Linked DNA regions of Mus musculus: region 2 is linked to region 1. Evidence: chromatin loops called from intact Hi-C (ENCODE). Cell type or tissue: gastrocnemius. All regions are shown on one strand. Links, peaks and the distances in the headings refer to the core of each region. The heading gives the core; the rest is flanking DNA. Region 1 holds the start of Slc8a3 (solute carrier family 8 (sodium/calcium exchanger), member 3). Region 2 overlaps Slc8a3 (solute carrier family 8 (sodium/calcium exchanger), member 3).

Region 1 (7,245 bases), core at 2,085-6,084:
TTCTCCTTTCTACAGGACACTGAGGCTGTCTCCAATCAAGGGATTTAGAAAGGACCTTCTGGAAGCCAGGGTAGAATTAGCTTCTAGCCCTACTTCTGGATCCAGTCCTTATATGACCTAGCACTTTTGTGCACCCAGGACCACCTTACTTGTAAATCCAAGTGGCAAGTATCTGCTTGGCCTGTTCCATAATCCGTCAAGGATGAAATGAAGTAGTTTTTTCTTAGTAGGTGTGATTCTATGAACAGTAGCCAAGTATCCAGGATCCTACAATTTGATTTTTCCACTCCCCATACAGTTCTTTAAAGAAATCTATCTTCATTCACGTGTGAATTTTTAAATCTAGAAGCCTTGCTCCATGGTCTCTACAGATTTACTATAAATGTAAGTCCTTCTCATTCTCCTTTTATATCCTCAAAGACCTCCCCATTTCTCATAGTTCTGGGTTTGTTTTGTTCTGTGCTCAAGAAGCATGTCTTACACCTCCTCAGCCATTTCTTCCTTATGAGGCTTCTCTGCCCAGGGCTGGGTTTAGAATGTCTATTCAAGACACATGAACATATGAACTGTCAAACATAAACCAACCTAATTAAAGAAAAGTAGTGGATCGTCTTCCTTGAAAGAACATTGTAGAGCTAGAGAGAGCCACTAGGGACTAGGCTCATAACCAAAAGTACAAGAACAGTCAAGTTTGTACATGAAAACAGAGAGAGGAACACCTTTCTCCACCAGCCCACTTGGGGATCTACAGAAACTTCCCATTGGCTCTACATTCCAGTTTCTGCCAGTTTCTGCATATTGTATAAAAGAACAATTTGATCCTTCACTTCTGGAGTTAAAACCTTCCTAGTGCCTCACTGGAAAAATGTCATGCAATTCCTCAGCATGAAGTGCAAGCCCTTGCAGCTTGACCCTACCCCTTTCTCTTCTCCCAGCTTTCAGCAAAGCTAACCTGAACCCATCCTTCCTTTTTGGCTTAGCTGTTCCCTGAGCCTCAAGACCTGGAGGCGAGGTGATCATTTCTATTTACGTCCACTGATCTGCCATTGCCACTCATGGGGCAGAAATCACTTTATACAGTAATTGCCCAAACACTGCTTGGTTGTGGTTGCTAGAATGTATGTTTATGAGGAAAGGAACCATTTTATTTTGCTTGCTTCTGTACCTAGCTCTTGTCTGGCAGAGTAGGTGCTTGCTGGTAGCTTGCTTGTTCAATAAATGTCTCCCTGAGAGAACTGAAGGCTCTCTCTTTTGGAGAAAATATTTCACCCTCTAGGCAAAACAACGGGGCTCAAGTGAGAAGAATTTCCCCTCTCTACTTATCAAACTTAGTAATGTGAAAAGAAATCAAGACGGTGATGTCTTCCAAATCCTGATTGTGGGCAATGGATGTACCACGCAGGGTGGGAAGCAGTACCACCTATGCCTGTGGGCAATACCCATCATTGTGACCAGAGATCACACACACACACACACACACACACACACACACACACACAAACTGTTCTGTATAGGAACAGAGGAGGGCTGTGGTAAGTGAATCTGGCTGTCAACTCATGGAAGGGCCCAGTGTGAAAAGATTTTATTTTTGTACTACAGATTAAATAAACACCCTAATCTGATGCTTCACCATTGAGCCACACCCTTGGCTTTCTGCCCCTCCCCCAAACACCAGTTGTTGTTGTTGTTGTTGTTGTCAATGATGAGATCTCACTAGATTGCCCAGACAGGCTTTGAATTTATAATCCTCCTGGTGAGATTACAGACATTTGCTGCCAGGCATGGCTTGATTTTACAAACAGAACAAAGCCAACAGCAACAAATCAGAGTTGATTCGAGAAAACTTCTCTCCCTTCTCCTACTGGGAGGAGAAGACATCCCGGGTGGGGAAGATGTAACAAATCCCTCTGATTCCATTAGTTTAACCAAACAGTGTCCAAGTGCCTACTCTATGCTGGCTAGGGACACAAGGATAAGCCTTGGGGATACAGTGTGGATGAAGGCAAACCTTCTTTCTTCTCTTCCTGGAGCTCATTGTCTAGAGCTGCGCTTCTCCTCCCCGACCGACCCCCCCCCCCCCATCGCTCAGTCACATCAGTAAAATTCAGTTCCATTTTAGATCACTTCAAAGTTGTGGGTTCAGATTAAGGATGTAGGAAATAAGGAAATCTAGCCTGGTCAGAGAAGGAATGGAAAGCTTTCTTGGGTAAGGAATGTTAGAGGTGGTGGGGGAAGAACTATAAGTAGTCCATGGAGAGGGCCTTGCATCATGGCCTTCTGGTCTTCAAGTAAAGAAAGAATCTCTACAATCAAGTGTCAGTTATGCAGGCTCTGCTCAGGCTCCTTACACACACACACACACACACACACACACACACACACACACACACACACAAGTACAGTTCATATATTTTAAGAGACTTGTGTGATGTAGTGCAGACCCAGGGTGACCAGTCCCCATCCAGTCACCCAAAGCTCTGGTCATTAACCATCCTCTTTTGCAACACTGCAAGACCTCACTGTAGAGGCAGCTTCCTCTTGAAGTTAGATGAGCAGCCAGAGGCTGCCAGCAGGGTGGGAAGGTGGGGAGAAGGACCCGTTCCGGGAGGTCACCTGCCCCTGGATTAGTGAACCGATCCCCCCCACTTCAGGAAGAGCATGGCAGGGCCACTATATTTGTAAACCCGGGGTAAACAAGAGCACAGCTCAAGTGGATGGGGCACAACAGGTGTGAAAGATTAATCACAGGAGCTGCTGCAAGTCACCAGGTCGCTGGAGGCCTGCAGGCTTCCCTCTGGGTACCCCACCAGAAGACCAATGTGTTCCCATTGTGTATCCACAGCCCTCCCCCTTTGGAAGTTTCTTGACCACCCAGGAGCTGGGCACCTGGTGCCCAGCTGCAGTCTACAGTTCTGATAAATTGCACCCAATTTCAATCTTTCTGCCTGGGAAACCTTAGCACCAAACATTCAGATGCTTGTTTGTTAATTGCCAAAAGAGAAAGAGAAAGAGAGGGAGAGGGTAGGAGGCAAGCAGTGAGTGAGGAAATTTACAGCACTGCATTAAAGGCATTTGTTCTATCCCCTCCCCTTCCCCTTTAAAAATAAAACACAACGAATGAAAAAGAAAAACTACCTCCCTCCCTGAAACCCCTCTAGCAAATCCTATTTATCCTCTGACCCAGTGTGGCTCAGGTCCTCAGGGCAGGTCAGCCAGGGCTTGCAGAAGCAGCCTGGCCTTTAAAAGAGGGCTCCTGCCTGAGAGAGAGAGAGAGAGAGAGAGAGAGAGAGAGAGAGAGAGAGAGAGAGAGAGAGAGTTGAAGAAAGGAGGGGACCTTAGTTATATACTTTTCACAGCTCTCCAGGCAGCCCTGGATTTCTCAGATCACCAGGTAGCTCTTGGCTGGAGAGCCCTCTGGGATTGGAGGGAAGGGGATACAATGGGACTGCAGTTATGGGCAGGCAGCAATGGAGTCCCGAGATTGGGGTACGTGCATGCGTGTGCGCGCATGAGTTCGTGTGTGTGTGTGTGTGTGTGTGTGTGTGTGTGTCACGCGCATGCGCGCGTCCGCCTAGGGAATAACGCGGTCCCCCTCCTAGCCACTCAGCTCCAAGAACTCACACGCCCTGACACCCGCGACACACACACACACACACACACACACACACACACACACACACACGCACCGCCATGAAGCTTCCTCATTGAGCTACCCCGCCACTAAGTCATCAAACCCAAAACAGGACTGTACACACGTTTCCAGTACTATGGCTCACAGGCATCTCTAGCAGCACCCCCAGCACTCTAGCTTAGACACCCTCCCAGATTTTCCCCCACTACACCGCATATACAACATATTTCCCGGGCACCCTCCCCCACTTTTCTGGCACTAAACCCGCCGCAAGGCAGCGCATACGAATGATCTTGAGAAATAACTTATCATGATTCTTCACCAGGGACCCTCTCTCGGGAGAATATCAGGCTTGGGATCTTGGCAGGCGTCCCCTGCCTCTGCGGTCCTCCAGAGCTTGGGGATTGTGGGCTCATCCCATTACTCACCGATTCCCCTCAGCCTCCAGAGCTCGATGGGCAAGTGAGGCGGGCTAGGAAGGTGCACGATGCCCGCGCCGCCCAGCTCCTCACGGGCCGCAGCGGCTCATCGCCCCCGCGGGCTGCGGGCCGGCTGCAGCGGCGTCCAGGGCATGGCAGTCCGCCGCGGCTGCCGCCCGGAGCTGTGGGCTAGCAGCTGTCAGGGGGCTACCAGGCAGCGCATCTGGAGCAGGATCGCTGGGGCCAGGGCGCAGGGAGCGTTGTACAGACCCTCGGCGGCGTCCAGCCAAGGAGCAGAGACTGCCCGAGTGGCCCAAGCAAGGCCCGGAGTCCCGGCCGCGGTCGCCTGGGGATCCCTATGGGAGGGGTGGGACGGAGAGCAGCGCGGCGCGCCCTGGCGGCTCGGAGGGACCCCGGCGGGGGCTGGCTGCCGCGACGCCCGGGCTTTCCCCGGGCTGGGAGCGCGCGGCTCAGCCTTGCCCACTGTCACCACCGGAGACGTCTCGGCCTCGCCGCGCTCAGAGGGGACGAGCGTAGGGGCTGGTTTCTGGGTGAGCCTAGAGCTTTGCCCATTAAGCCTCCGCAAGGAGCCAAATCAAAAAGCCAATCTCCAAGCCTCCAAACTCGACGTCACCCTATCAGCTGGGAGACAGCTACACCGAATGACAAGCCGCGCATATTTAGCCTCGGGAGCGGAGGGGAGTTTTCCACAGCGCTTCTCAGCGGGCCTGGGACACCAAGCACGGACCTAGCATGCAGAGTCCCAGGAGATTGAATGCAGATGCAAGCCCTACCAAGAAGCCACCAACCCAACCGTTGAGCCTGGAGCTTAGAGCATTGGAGCTGGCTGCAGCTGCAAGGAGTCCTGACCTGGATTCCCGGGAGTTGGTAGTCCTGAAGTCCCGGCAGCAGGCAAGAAGCTCGGCACAGGCTTTCCTCTTGTCCTCGGGAGACGCCACCGCCCGCAGTCCCGAAATTAAGTTCCCTCCAAACACATTGTGGTTTTTAAATATAGCAGGGAATGATTACCCAGGCAAGGTCCACCCAGGCCTAGGGGAAGACTCGAGGGGGATGGAGGTTGGCAATGTGTGTGTGTGTGTGGGGGGGGGGGGACAACGACGACTCCTTTTTCTCTCCCATTTATTCCCCCCCCCCCTTTCTTGGTGCAGAACTCACCCTGTCATTTTCTCAACCCAAGTCAAGCAAGAGCTTTGTGAGAGACGCTTGGGTGAGCACTGCTATGTTGGCTTTGGTGATTTTTAAAGCTAAAAATAAAAGGGGGCTGCCTTTCAAATTGCTGCTTACTCTGGGCCTGGAGACCAAGGCAGAGATGGTCCTTTGATGCAGCATCAGAACTAGGGTTTGGGGCTTGGCTCGAGAGTAGTGCACACACAGCCTTAAATCAGATGCCTGTAATTTCTGCTATATTTGTCACGCGTGGTCCTGGTGGCAGGAGGAGTGGGCAGACATGCCTAAGGATGGGATTGCGTGTCCTCAGCATATTGGTGTCATCAGGCAGCTGTGAAATGAGAGTGGAGGCTGGCCTTTTGCATAGACCCCAGTGTAGATGGGACAGAAACTGCTTCTGCTGTCTGAAGCCAAGCATAAGAGGAATCAGACAGTATCCTATCTCCTGAGCAGAGTTAGTGCCAGTGAATTTGGTTGCATTGTTTGATACCATCCTCACAGAAGGCTATGAAATATACACAATTACTCTTCCACTTTTCGGTTGACCTTTGTTGTCTAGAAGTTAAACAGCTGTCCTAAGAGGACATGCAGCAGAGTCAAGGATGGGAAAGGAGGAGACCAAGTAGAGTCCTACTGACAAGCAGCAAAGTGTGATACCACAAAGCATGTACAACCCTCCAGCTCCCTGACACCAACCAGGGAGAAGGACCTCTTTAACAAGGTTTGGTCCAAAGAGCTTGTACCTGCAAGAGGTAGAAAGCACCCGAACTTGGAAGGAAATATACTCTTTGGGTGGGGACCCTCAGTGCAGTGTTCCTTTAGTAAGTCAGAAGGTGATCCTATCCTGAATTTGGGCTCCTTGTGGACTGCTAGGAGCGGTTTCAGATAATTTATGGGCCTTGAATCTTGGTGATTTTAAGAGCTCAGATTCTGGCATTGTAGGATTTCAATGACTTCAAGGCATGTGAAGGTTTCATACCCATCAGGCAGCAGGATTGGCCTTGTGCTTGTCTGCATGGAACAGCAGGACAGAGTCTAAATGGGCTTCAGTCAAGATGAGAGGGACGGATGTGTGCAAACTGGGGTAGGTAACTTTTAGAGATACCTCAGATCTTTTATAAAAGTGAGAGCTGTTGTGACTCAGTGATTTTCCTGGAATATGGCAGTGACTGGGGATGTAAATGAAGAGATGCGTGTGAGGATGTGTGTAGTGGTACTCAGAACAGTGAAAAATTGAAATCACTTAAATTTTTTTCAACAAAATTGGGGAAATAAACCACAGTCAATGATACAATGCTATATAAAATTTTGGTGGTGGGGGGGGGATCCTCCACCCTCCAAGTTGAAATGTTGACTGGCTTGTGCAGACAACCACAGATGCTGTTGAGTTCAAATGTACAAGATGCTGATGCAGCATTCTGGGTCTTGGCGTGGAAAGGTTTCCATTAAAACTTTTTGTGTTAGAATGAGAAGAAAAAAGTAGAAGGGAGGGAATGAGGGAGACAGGGAAGCAAGGAGACAGAGTGGAGAGAGACAGAGAGAGAGAGACAGAGAGAGAGAGAGAGAGAGAGAGAGAGGGAGAGGGAGAGGGAGAGGGAGAGGGAGAAGGAGAGAGAGAGAGAGGGAGAGGGAGAGAGAGAGAGGAGAGAGAGAATATGAATGTGTTGCTATGCCCTGTCAACATAAAAAATACATTTAAAAAATTGAAAATTGCTGTTTTTGGTGGTGGTGTTTCTAGAGGTATATTTTCTTTTTAGATAAACTTTATTAAGACATAACTACGTGCAATCAAGCCACTTGTTTAAAGTGCACAAGTTGATGGTTCTGTGGCACTTTAGATATTCAGTGTCCTGGTAAAAATAAAGGCTTGCTTCTAAGGCGCTATTGAGAGGTAAAAGGTGCAAATGGGTGGAGGGTTAGTAGGAAGTTTTTAAGTCATTAGAGATGAACTCTAAGAGGAGGGGAAGACTGGATACATAGGTAAAGTACTTGCCATGCAGTCATGAA
Region 2 (7,245 bases), core at 2,128-6,127, 88 kb before region 1:
CCAGTTCACCACGATTACACCAAACCCTCCCCGAGAGAGAAGACAGGATTATTGTTCATTACTCTGGACACACTCCTTCCTCTGGGCTTTCTAATGTGGACTCTATTCATTTCTCGAATCCTCCTCTGTGTGTTTCAAATAGGAGCGGCCTTTCTAAGCAATGTCTGACCCAAAGACCATGCCATCTTTAAGCTGTAGATGTGGTCCGGTGACTGGTTAGAGCTGTGTCTCCACTCTGATAGAGGAAGCAAGTCCGAGAGACAAAGGCTGGCATGGGAGGAGTGGAAAGACCCCTGGAGATGGACGAGATCCAAGCTCTGGTCATCGCCGCCACTTTTCTCCTCAGCCTTTAGCATGGGGCCACTGAATCTCTCCTCTCAGAAGTGAAGTCAAAGTTTCATTTTCTGCCTTTTGCAGCCAATGAGTCTTCTCAAACAACACCTGCCACCTTATTCAAGTCTCTACAGCTAGTAGTGGATTCAGGATTCTGCATTCAATAATGGCCTTCATAAACTATCTTCTGTTTTCAGCCTGAAATAACATTTGTCATTATGGGATTTAGGGGCGTGGTGACTGATCACATGTTACACTTGTCACAGGTGCTAGGAGGGTCCCATGTTAGCACTGCAGCATGAAATGATAGCTTCCCATGCATTCTGACCATATACTGAGCCTGAGTTTGTTCCTTTGGCATTAGGTCAACTATCCCGCAGACTATTTCTAACAATTGACTAATTAATTGGCTTTCCTCAAGCTTAATCTGGGAAGACCAGATGGGAGAGACTGCAGCATGCTTATCAGCAATCGTCTTGGTCATGTGATTGATTTCCTATTTGCATGGTGCATAGAGCATTGGGTATAAAAGATGAAATAATGTATTTGGACACTGATAAACCAGCTAGGTTGCCTTAGGAAAACAATATTACTCGTTTGGGTCCTGCTTTTCCCATTTGCTGGCTGGAGACATCCCATAGTATCTGCCTTCTACAGAGAGGATGGGATCGGGGAAGATAAGCCCAGCAGCACTTTGTCCTTAGCTATGCTTTCTCAGAGAGTCATGTCAGGCTCATCCCTAAACAAACAGGCTGCTGTAGAACTGACAGGTTTGCTCTGATAAATACATGGCCCAAGGCAGGGTCACTCTTGCAAGAGCTGCCCTGATGTACTTGATGAAGGAGCTGAGGTGAGCCTCCCTGACTCTGATAAGCTCATTTGTCAGCTGCCCCTGCTTTGAAAGCCTCTTGGCTCAGGATTTGGTGATGAAAATGGCTCTTGAGTCTTTTGCCACCCTCCCCCCTCTGTCCTTATGACGCACACACTAGTATGTGTCCTAACTAATGCCCTGGCTGGAATCTAAGTGCAACCTGACAGATTGTTCCTTGCTAAGCCTCCTGCCAGCATGCTGCTGGAGAGCACAGCTCTCCTGTATAAAGCCCAGTAAGGATGGCTGATGGGCCGGCATGGGCCACTTGTTCAGGGGCCCATCTAGTTCTGAATGTGCCTCTGTCCTTGCCCTTGCCATACATTTTTTTTCCCAGAAGCTCCTTTCCAGGGACTCTCCTCCAGTAGAAGGCCATGGTAGAAAGATGGTGGTTCTGGAGACACGGGTTCAAATCTCTGTCCTGCTGTCACGTGTCTGTGGAAACTAACATTTGGGAATACTAAGGTTCGTATTGCACTGAAGCCATAACCAACAGTCAGCTAACATCCACATATAGCGGTGCTAAGGAAATGCTGGTTTCCTTTCTCATTTCTCAGTCATAAGACAGAAAGCATCCCCGTCAATGAGATACCTTATATTTTAGGAAGAAAATGGCATGTACAGTTGATTCCAAAAAGGAATGTTTCCAAAGGGCACCGTGGGAAACAATGTATTTCCCTTTATCTACAACATGCTGAGAGTCAGATTTAGGGTTCTGCATTTCTTCAGCAACAAGAAAGGATGCAACATGAACTAAATGGCTGCCCGGCAAGGAGGCATACGGAGAGGGTGGGGCTCGGTTGAAGACAGATTGTGTTCTTTGGTGCTGGTGGAAAGGGTAGACCTGCTCAGCAAAGCCCCAGGGGCTGGCAGTCTATGATAGTGACAAGAGTCATTCTCATCTGCGGAGCTGGCTTACATTTTCAAAGCACTTTCTCTTCTTTTATCTTTGTCCCCCTTACAACGTCCATGTGAGACGGGTGTTATCGCTCCCATCTGATGGAAAGGAAATGAAGCCAGTGCAGGAGTATTGTAAGTGACAAGACAGGCTCTCAGGAGTCGGACATAAAGCAGCATTCTCCCTCTTAGCTCAGTGAGGTGACCTTGAACTAACTGATTGTACTGTGGGTCTCAGTTTGCTTGTTTGTAATCTGTTCTCAAAGCACCCATCCTTCATCACAGGGTACGGAGAAGATACACTCTAGAGACCTAAATTCAAACCTCACTGCACCCCATACTAGCTCCATGCGGGATTAGCAAACAAGTCCCCAACTGCTCCTAGGACCCAGCATGCTTACTCCAGAGCTTGGAACTTCAGGAAGTTCACTTTGGGTATCCTTGTCCTCAGGACCTTTTCTGGAGATTGTTCTATGGTCCCTAGATGCCCTGAAAGGTCTCTGGATAAGCTTATGGCTAAGCTGAGAAGACACACTTCCTATAGAGATCAGACACCATGTTGAGTAGATTGAGTATTGACAATAAAGCCAGAGATCTGAATCCCTGCCAGCGTCCTTCTCTGCCTCAGTTTCTCTATCTGAGAAGAAGAAGGCATTTACTTCTGTCGTGACCTTTGATCTTTTGAGCTGTCATGTTGACCATGAAAACAGATTCCTCCCTGCCCTACTTGTGGCCTGCAGGCTCAACAGATGTGTCATCACTCCATTTGTTGAATTCTATGTTACTTTTTTTTTTTTTTTTTTGACGTGAGTAAGGCAGCTGGCAAGTCCAGAGAAAGTCAAGTCCTTGAAGAGAGTCAGGTCAACAAAGAGATAATTGGAGGCTGCTGGTTAAGGAGGCCAGCAGGCTGCCATGGTGCCCTTTGGAGAAGTAGACGGGAATGTGTAGAAAGTTAAATGCTTTCTCAGTGTCCTGAGAAAGAGGCAAGAGGTATGTGGCCTCAGAATAGGTCAGAAATGCCTGCTGCAGTAAAGGGAAGGTGAGACACCATCTTGCAGAAATACTGGGAGGCCCCGAGGCCCAAGAGAGGCTGTAAAAGCCAACGGGAAGTCAGTGGGCAGAGGGACTGGGCCAGAATCAGATCTGGACTCAGGAGAATCTCAATGGTAAAGACTTGATAGCTATAGGTACCGCCCTCAGAAAATCTTTTATAAAACAAAACAAAACAAAACATCTCTTTGAGGATGAATGAGACTTCAGGGACACATCTACATGCCTTTCAGTTCATCCATACAAAGCCACTGTAAATGGTTCTGCATAGTGAAAGCAGTTTAAAGTGTGTGACTTCCAGGAGGACTATGCCACTTTCTGTCTGCTGACTCTCCAGTCAAGTCACTTGGGTACCGAGCCTAGTCCCACCACAAGCTTGTTTGGCCACTGTGACTAAACTTCTCAACTGCTCTGTCTCAGATTTTGTATCAGTGGGGAGATATCGTCACTGGCCAAGGCCCAAACTCACAGAAAGAAAACAAATTAATATGAATAGAAAACCTATAACACCGAATGACCTCCTTACACACACACACACACACACACACACACACACACACGCACGCACATGCAGGCACATGCACACACACTTATACATATGTCCACACATAGTCCAACAACTATAGTTGTCTCAGACAGCCTAAGGAGCTTTTCTGACATGCTGGTTCAGGGCAGAGCACAACCATAGAGCTTTCAGAACCTGAGCAGCCAAAGTGTGCACTTGGTACTGGCTTCCAGTGCCAATCCTGTCTTTGTGCACAAGCCTCTAATATCTTAACACTTTTCTCTCTATGGCTCTGATCTGCTTCTGCCCCACACTGCAGATCCTGAGCCCCAGTCCTGGGCCCAGCAACTACTCTTGCTTGTCCTCAGCTCTGTAGAGGGAAACCCAATGATGGCACTCATACTTCAGCTTAAGTGTCACCCTGGCTGGAGCCAACTGAGCTCATGGAAAGGGAGGTCAGAGGTTCCCTGGACATATGACCACAACAGTTGTTGTGGCAAGTGCCCCTGGGCTGGCTTCCAATGGGAAGCATCAAGGCAGGATACCACAGCTTCAGCTGCCCAAGAGAAGTGCCCCACCATTCTCCCTTCCTTCAAACCCTCTTTTTCCAAGTTTTACACACACACACACACACACACACACACGTGTGTGTGTGTATGTATGTATGTATGTATGTATGTATGTATGTATGTATGTATGTATATGTACACACTCTCTGTCCATTAGGTATATTCCTCCTCTCCAATTCACATCTCATTACACAACTGCATGGACTAAAAATACTTCTGGCAGCTGTGATCAAACCCAAACTGAGCAAGATGTAGATTTAATGAGGCTTCCATGGAAACAAGAATCCTTTTGCCAGGCAAAAGGATATGTCTGTGCCAGGAAAAGGAGGAGAGCAGGGGACCGTGTAGAGAGGAGATGGAGGTGTTGGTTACATGGGGACAGTGGGGAGTCCCAAGAATCTCCTTTACCCAGCAACTTTTTCTGGAAGGGGTTCAACCTACATCCGGAGACTGCACTGCCTGGCGACAGTCAGCCGCCCTGGTCAGCAACATTCCGAGAGCCACCCTACGTGGATGTGGCAAGGGAACCACAGTTTATTTTAGGCTTGAGATAAATATTTACCACCGGAGTCTCTCAAACAGACACTCAGCAGTTGGAAAAAAATATTAAAGTATAAAAATAAAAAGCTGCTGACTCCAGGGTTTGTTGATGATCAAAACAACAACAACAAAAAAGTGCCGAGGAGAAAGGTCTCTAGATGCAAAGACATTTTCTTCCCTGCAGGTTCTTTCCCTTGGAGAATCATTTCCCTCCAGCCCTGGCTGCTAGAGCCATGATGTTCCTCAAATATTCTCAAAGAGAAAGCTGAAACCTTTGTTGGCACAAATGCCTCGTGGCTCCCTGGTGTCCGATCTCACGTCACCCGGCCGGGATGGCTCCTGCTGTAGTTTCTGCTTTCTCTCCAAGGCCCTTAGCAATTTCTTGTGAGTTCCCACTGCCAATGTAGTTATATTTACATCTGAAGGACTAGTGGTTTTTTTTTTCCTGGATAAAAAATGGGGATCACAAAACCATGCACCAATTTGGCCAGGAGCTGGCTTTTGCCAGACTTGTGAATCCAAAGTCGTTTTTACACTTTTAATGTTTTGAAAGGAAAGAAGCATACACAACAGAGACCGCAGGACTATCCTTACTCTCTTTGTGTACAGGGCTAGTCTGACAGTCCCTGAATAGTTGTAGAATCAAATGGATTTCATTTCAAACTTTAGTTCTTCCATGGATTAGATCAGTGGCTTTATGGAATATACTTAAATTTTCTTCAAATTCTCTCTCTCTCTCTCTCTCTCTCTCTCTCTCTCTCTCTCTCTCTCTCTCTATGTGTGTGTGTGTGTGTGTGTGTGTGTGTGTGTGTGTGTCTGTCATCTATCTGTCTCAGACTTGTGCATCAGATGCAAGTTCTTAGCTACTGCTCTGCTCCAGTGCCCTACATGCTGCCATGTTCCCTGCCATGATGATTATGGATCCATCCTCTGAAACAGGCTCCTAATTAAATACCTATCTTCTTCCTTCCTTCCTTCCTTCCTTCCTTCCTTCCTTCCTTCCTTCCTTCCTTTCTTTTTTCTTTCTCTCTCTCTCTCTCTCTCTCTCTCTCTCTCTCTCTCTCTCCCTCCCTCCCTCCCTCTCCTTCCTTCCTTCCTTCCTTTCTTCCTTCCTCTCTCTCTCTCTGTATCTCTTCCTCCCTCCCTCCCTCCCTCCCTCCCTCCCTCCCTCCCTCCCTCCCTCCCTTTCTCTCTTTTCTTGGTCATGGTGTTTCTTTGTCTAAGACATTGGACTATGAAAGTGCTAGCAAAGCTAATAAAGACAGAAACTACTGCTCATGCTAATCACAGCCCCGTGCCAGAGTTCCTTATGCACAAGAACCTCTCAACACAATGTTAATACATTAGAACCCTGTGCCAACTTACCTATGGTCTCGAGTATGCATTTAGAAACAGACCATCTTTAATAGTACAAAACCCCCATGGGGCTGAGCAGGACGGCACACACCTTTAAGCTCAGTACTTGGGAGGCAGAGGTAGGTGAATCCCTGTGAGTTCAGGGACAGCCTGGTCTACATAGCAAGTTCCAGGACAGGCACGGCTACCTAGAGGAAAAACAAACAAAACAAAACCTCCCTGTGCTTTATCTTTTTTTCTTCTTCTTTGTGTTTTATAGATGACTACATAAATCACCCAATTCAATTGTCCTGAAGAGACACCAACACTATATTTGCTATCCCTTGAAATAAGTAACTGGGCTGCGGTGTCAAAGGGTACTGAGAAGATAGTGCTTGTGAGGTCAGGCTTATACCTGGGCCAGCCGCTCTAGTCTGTGTGGACAAAACTTCAGAGGGTGATTTAGTCGCAGACAGTTGTTCCGAGGAGGCGGCTAGAGGGTGTCCAGCTTAGCAGATCACTTCTACCCAGGGACAGAAAGTACATAAATAACTGCAGGGCTTCAAGATTAATGGCTGATTAAAAAAAAAAGAGGAGGGGGGACCCAAGTTTCATCTCCATGTAGAAAAACTAAGCTCAGTTGCACGTGCCTGTAGTCCCAGCCCTGAGAAGACAAAGTCAGGTGGATCTTTGAGACTCACTGGGAAGCCAGCCTAAAACAAGCAAGTCCCAGGTCCCATTGGGAGGCATTGGGTCAAGAAAAAAAGGAGCTGGGCACCTCCTGAGAACTCACGCACAGTGTCCGTGATACATCTAGTCTCCATCTGTATGACCACACATGCATGACTGCCTGAGAACGTCTGTTGGTACATTTACCAAACCAGAGGTGAAATAAAACTTCTAATCCTGACTCTTGAATACAATGTGTGCTTTTTCCAAAGGAACTGCACTTTACAGTTGCTAGGTACGGAATGGTCCGAACGTCTGAGATGACGGTGAATGTGATTCAGATCGTGTATAGCTGTTTACGAGATTTTGTTCAAGTAGATCTTGAGTTATGAAGACAAAGGCATTAGCTGTCTCTTGTGAGACTATGCCGGGGCCTAGCAAACACAGAAGTAGAAGCTCACAGTCAGCTATTGGATGGG

The links. Peaks named below come from ENCODE experiments on the same cell type or tissue, not always from the same donor. Only the 100,000 strongest peaks of a DNase experiment are listed, where the experiment ranks them.
Region 2: a loop joins it to region 1, with 6 times the contacts of the local background. A loop is called at or near these places in 3 of 42 quality-filtered maps.

Annotation. Positions count from the first base shown.
Region 1 is chr12:81,328,582-81,335,826 of GRCm38, forward strand. It overlaps Slc8a3 (solute carrier family 8 (sodium/calcium exchanger), member 3), which reads right to left and starts at 4,599. Exons shown (of 7, transcript NM_001167920.1): 1 at 4,060-4,599. In gastrocnemius, for the core only: a CTCF peak has its summit at 4,443; DNase peaks (open chromatin) are centred at 2,668, 3,569, 4,019, 4,395 and 1 more place; H3K4me3 peaks cover 3,265 bases; H3K27ac peaks cover 3,209 bases.
Region 2 is chr12:81,240,557-81,247,801 of GRCm38, forward strand. All of the region lies in intron 2 of Slc8a3 (solute carrier family 8 (sodium/calcium exchanger), member 3), which reads right to left. It overlaps Gm3693 (predicted gene 3693), which reads left to right. Exons shown (of 2, transcript NR_152198.1): 2 at 1-2,702. Among named protein-coding and RNA genes, the nearest start is that of Gm3693, 16 kb to the left of the region's middle. In gastrocnemius, for the core only: no CTCF peak of the experiment used is centred there; a DNase peak (open chromatin) is centred at 4,131; H3K4me3 peaks cover 1,177 bases; H3K27ac peaks cover 3,831 bases.